2 separate regions of the Homo sapiens genome follow, and region 1 is linked to region 2. Evidence: chromatin contacts called from ENCODE Hi-C data. All regions are on one chromosome and are shown on one strand. Each heading gives the region's core, a stretch centred on a gene start or an enhancer-like site at or near the end of the contact. The rest is flanking DNA. Distances are from core to core; before and after follow the strand shown. Region 1 overlaps RARB (retinoic acid receptor beta). Region 2 overlaps RARB (retinoic acid receptor beta).

Region 1 (2,705 bases), core at 68-2,567, 45 kb before region 2:
GGAGACATTCTGGATGAAGGGACCAATGTGCGCAAAGGCCTGAGGGTTGGAAAAACGTGGCTACATGATGGAATTTAGGTTTGCGGTGGCCTTTAAAGGATGGGGTCTCATTCAGGAGGCCAAAAGGGGAGGAAAAAACATTCTGGATGGGGGAGATATGAGAAAATACTTCCAAGAATGACTACATCATGTTTGAAGGGGAGTGGAGTGGCTGGTGTCACTGAAGAAAAATGTGGAGACAGGGATTGATGGGGAGAAATAATGAGGACAAAGAGAAGTGGGGAGATATAGTGAATCACCGCAAGGAAAAATATGCTAGACTTGGCAACAGAATGAAAATGGGGATGAAGAAGACGACTTAGAGGTAACAATAAGGTTTTAACCCCGTATTGGGCTACTGATGGTATCAAAACAGAGAAGAAATGTAGGGTAGCTGGTGGGGAGTAGGGAAGCCAGTTTCTGGCAGGAATATGATGAATTTGGTTTGAGGGGGCATGAATTAGGAATCCAGAGGCTGTCAGAGCAATGGCATTGTGGATTTGGCAAGAGAGCACCTCCAAAGTTAGATTATTTAGGAGTCAAACCTTAGAGATGACTGTTGAAGTCGTAAGCGAGGATGAACAATCTAAGGTGAGAGAGAGGAAAGATAAAAAAAAAAAAAAAAAAAGGGCCAGGAACTAATCCTTGGGAATTGCTAGTAGTTGATGGGAAAGGGAAAAGGATACGGGGATGAAAGCAGATGAACTGTGGGAGAAATTGGAATAAAAAACCGCAGAAACCAATGGAGAAAAGAATTTGAAGCAGCAGCAGCCTGGCCAAGTGTTCAAGTAGCCGCCAGTCAGAAAGAATGAAGAAGGAGCAAAGTTCATTGGTTTTGGCAATGGAGAAAGTTGTGACTTTCGAGAGAACATTTGTAGCAGAGCAATAAGGATGGAAGCCAGACTTGGGGGTGGGGAAGGTTAAGAGGAGGCCAGATAAAGTCCTTCAAAAATCAGCCTAGAAAATAAACTTGAGGCCAAGCGCTTGAAAACATGTTTTTTGTGTAATCCAACCTGTAGGAGAAGTCAGTGAAACTACCCATGTTTACAAACACAAAAAGGCTGTTTGAACTTCCCGGAGAATCCAAAATTGCTCATTTGCAGAGAGAGGCTCACTGGAGGGTCAATATGGAATGAGATCTTGAAATATGCATTCACTTAAATTCTATGTAAATATCCAAAGCAGGAGACTTGAGCTAACCAAAGGCTGGGAGAACCGAGTGCTTTCCAGGCAGAAAAGAGAGCCAGTTTGCAGACCTAGAGAGAAGCAACAGGGCAGCTTTGGAGCTCTGCAGGGAATAGGGTGAGGCTTGCAGTTCTGGGCTGTGGCTGGACCACAGCTCATGTGATTGTGTGAACTTGGCCAAGGAGACTTGGCTTTTAAGTTTATTAGGGGTTGCTGTTTAGACGAGTCACTGTTCATGGTGAAGAAATGATTAGGGGTATAGGGACCACTGAAGTAGTTGCTAGAAGTTCCGAGTGAGAGAAGAGGGATGTCTAAACCAGGGAGGGACTGTAGGGAAGTGCCAGGATAGCAGATGCAAGGTGCCAGGCAGCAGGAAGGGTCAAGGGTTTCCAGCTTGCACAATGATGGTGAGGGAACAAAGGAGGAGGAAAAAGGGCCTCCTCCTTCTCCACTTAGAATTCCAAGTGCCCATGTGCCACCCAAGTGGAGTTATCCAGTGTGTGCTTTATGTAATTGGCTATCTGGGTTTCAGGCTCCAGAGAAGTGATAGGCTGCGGAGAGAGCCTTGGGAAAAGCCCATTTATGATTGGAATGGTATCCATGGAAAATGAAGAGGAATTCCTTAGTCCCTCCGGGTTTTGTTTCTTCTAGCTCTTGACTTCTAGAAATTGACTTAATGTGAAATAGACTCAGTTATTCATTCCACTAATAGTTATTGAGCTACTACTGTGCAACAGATGCTGATGTAGACATAACCTATAGAGGAACTCAAAGCAGAAGTCTCTACTTTCATGGCAATTGTGTGTGTGTGTGTGTGTGTGTGTGTGTGTGTGTGAATGCAATGCCATGTGGAAGCAAAACACAAAGAAGGAGAACTTCTTTCAAGTTTACTCTAAAGACACCCAAACAGCACGTCATTGTGAGAAACTGCCTTATGCAAGAATGGTTCCATGTAATTTGTTGACCTACCTTGCACATCAGGAATTGTTTACAAGAATTACTATGAGAAAATAATAACTATTCCTTGCCCTTGGCTTTGAAATGCAAAGATGAGAGAAATTCCAATCCATTATGGAAATTCAAACTCATAATTGCCAACTGTCACAGACCAGTTTCTCAAATTAGGGCTGTGGTGTGTGACCCAGACTTCTCTTGCATCTCCCTCAGCTGTAAGGACAGTTTGCCATGAACAGGCAACATCACTGCTGTCATCAACCCCAGCCCTTCGGGGTGCTGGCTGTGCTAAGTGCATGACATACATTCTCATTTAATTCTTACAGCAGCCCCATGTGGTCAATGGCATGATTTACTTCCCAAGTTGCACATGAGGAAACTTTGGCCAAGAGACTTTAAAGGTCACATTTAAGCCAGTAATTTATAGGACCAGAATTTGAACCCATTTCTATCTAATTCCAAAGCTATATATGGCTCATACAATAATTCTTAAAACTTTTTGCTTTTTCAAAAGATTAGTGTTGGTA
Region 2 (2,774 bases), core at 175-2,674:
CAATATTTCCAGTTTAGAATGTAAGGCACTTCCTTTTTTCTTACAGGGTTGAAACCAGATATCTGGTTTCTCCCTCTCTCCCTTCCTCTCCCCCTTTCTGAAATTGCCACCTGTCTTACAATCTGAGTGTGTCTTGGTTTAATAGGCACCGTTTTCCCTTTTAGTGGTATACAAAATAATAGTGCACCTTAAGAAATGATCGATTTGATGAAATGTGTGTGTGTGTGTGTGTGTGTGTAGTTTTGAGAGAAAGTAAATCTCTGTTAGGACCTATTTACAAGCTTAATCTGTTTACATCCACCATGGAAAAAACAGCATTGGGATGTCATGTCATGAAAGGGGTAACATGCTATCACTCATATGGTGCAAAGTGGGAGAGGAGGCAGAATGGGAAAGGTAAAAATGGGCTCATGATATCAATAAGACCTAATGTTTTCTTGGGCTTGTATTTCACTTTAAGTTCACGTGTTCAAATCTCTTAACTCTTGGAAGATCAGACAGAAGTTCCTGATTCAGAATCCCCAGTCCTTAGGTACCCTTTTCTTTCTTTTCTTCATTTCTTTCCTTTCTTTCCTTCTTTCTCTCTCCCTCTCTGTCTCTTTCTTTCTTCTTTGAGATGGAGTCTCCGTCTGTTGTCCAGGCTGGAGTGCGGTGGCGCGATCTCAGCTCACTGCAACCTCCGCCTCCCAGGTCCAAGCGATTCTCCTGCCTTAGCCTCCTGAGTAGCTGGGATTACAGGTGCATGCCACCACATCTGGCTACTTTTTTTTTTTTTTTTTTTTTTAGTAAAGACAGGGTTTTACCGTGTTAGCTGGGATGGTCTCAATCTCCTGACCTCGTGATCCACCTCCCAAAGTGCTGGGATTACAGGCATGAGCCATCGCACCCAGCCGTACCCTTTGCTTTCAATTCATTCCAGAAATATCTATTAAGTACAAGGCACTAGGCTCACAATTAAAGATATAAATAAAAACCAAACTCCATACTTGTTCTTGAAGCACCCCCAGCCAGTGAGGGACCTTCTGTGCGATGAGTTTTCCCTCTCTCAACACCTATACACACACACAGACACCAAAAGCTCCTGGACCACCCAAAAAACAGTTTGACTCTGAAAGTCATCTCAATAGAGGTGCCACTAACACTTCATAGCATGGAGAGGCAAGAGTGACCCACACACACTCCTTGCTGTTAGAAAAGTGTGTCGCGTGTATGTGCGCATGCCTGCTCATTTAGGAAGAAGGTGGCTTCAAGGAGGAGTAGGGAGGGAAAGGCATTGCAGGCAGAGAGAACAGCAGGCACCGCCTAAGGATGCTGTGTCACATGAGAGGACACCGAGTGGTCAGTGATGGCTAGTGTGTGGCACATTTGGGGGCACATGACAAGAGATCAGTGTTGGACAGGCTGGGGCAGCTGTGCAGGGCTCTCTGCCCATGCTAACACATTTGGACATTTGGAGTTGATTGTGTAAGCGATGAAGTGCCATGAATTCCAACATCAGATCACCTGGCTCAGAGCTGAAACTGCTTCTGGCCCCATCTACCCATCACCTTGCTTTGTGGGGGTAGATTTGAGTCCCAAGGACATGTACTTCTTGTTTTGAGTAAAGGGACCACTGGGTCGGAAGGAGCATTAGCTGTCCTGTACAATCACTAAGGACCGCTGATGAATGAATACACCAATCTTTAGAGACCAGGATGGCTCAGTATCATAACAGATACCGGAACAGTAACAGGAGCTAACGCTTAGCTAAGTACTGTTTTTAGCCCCTGCCATGTATTAATTCATTTCCTTCTCACAATAGCCACATGAAGTAGGTACTATTACTCTCTTCATGTTACAGACAAGCAACTTGGTGTACACAGATGTTAAGTGACCTGCCCAAGATCACACAGAGCTAAGTAAGTGGTGGGCTGGGGTATGAATCTGACTCCCCCTTAAGTCCAGGCTTTAAGCAGCATACTGCATCCCTCCATCAGTTCCCCCGGATGCTTAAAATCCACTGTGACAGATCCACCCATTCATTGACCCCTTGTTTTATCAGGAAAGGTCTAAACCTTGAGGATGCAAAAAAGCAAGACCCTCCTTCCCATCCTCAAGTTGTGCACAGAGTTCAGCATGTGAGGAAGGGTTAGCGGCAGGCAGTAAGGCAGGGGCATGTCAGTGGGATCTGACCAGCAACTGAGGCACTACAGAGACTCTGAGAGGGCTCAGGCCACAGCTGCAGACTCTGCTTCTATTCCTAAGATACAAGAACATATAAAACCAGTGTTTCTCAAACTTCAGTCCTTTGAAGTACTGCCTTCACAATTTTGCACATATTCACAGGCTGCTACACACTTAACGATTTCTGTCTCAATTGATTTTTTTTCTTAAATAAAATTTAGAGGAAATGTTTGTATTACTACTATAAAGGGGAAAGGGGTGTCATTTGCCATAAATAGAAAGGTAGGGTAAAAAATAAACAGGGTTGGCTGGGCACTGTGGCTCACACTTGTAATCCCAGCACTTTGGGAGGCTGAGGTGGGCAGATCACGAGGTCAGGAGATTGAGACCATCCTGGCTAACACGGTGAAACCTGTCCCTACTAAAAATACAAAAAATTAGCCGAGCGTGGTGGCGGGCGCCTGTAGTCCCAGCTACTTGGGAGGCTGAGGCAGGAGAATGGCGTGAACCCAGGAGGCGGAGCTTGCAGTGAGCCGAGATCGTGCCACTGCACTCCAGCCTGGGCAACAGAGCAAGACGCCATCTCAAAAAAAAACAAACCAAAACAAAAA

What was found. Hi-C counts contacts between places; a loop is a spot of excess contacts on that map. Pooled maps may share reads with other maps.
Region 1: a pooled map shows a loop between it and region 2 (2.0-fold over the local background). The contact joins two enhancer-like sites. A Hi-C loop is called at or near these places in 2 of 168 maps with a recorded cell type or tissue (Right ventricle myocardium inferior and psoas muscle) and 1 of 50 pooled maps.

The regions. Positions count from the first base shown.
Region 1 is chr3:25,556,492-25,559,196 of GRCh38, reverse strand. All of the region lies in intron 3 of RARB (retinoic acid receptor beta), which reads right to left. Among named protein-coding and RNA genes, the nearest start is that of TOP2B, 110 kb to the left of the region's middle. Within about 2 kb of position 1,317, at least 6 of the 41 ENCODE cell types and tissues checked have a DNase peak (open chromatin) inside an H3K27ac peak, as active enhancers do.
Region 2 is chr3:25,511,126-25,513,899 of GRCh38, reverse strand. The region is part of intron 3 of RARB (retinoic acid receptor beta); the gene reads right to left. Among named protein-coding and RNA genes, the nearest start is that of RARB, 84 kb to the right of the region's middle. Within about 2 kb of position 1,424, at least 2 of the 41 ENCODE cell types and tissues checked have a DNase peak (open chromatin) inside an H3K27ac peak, as active enhancers do.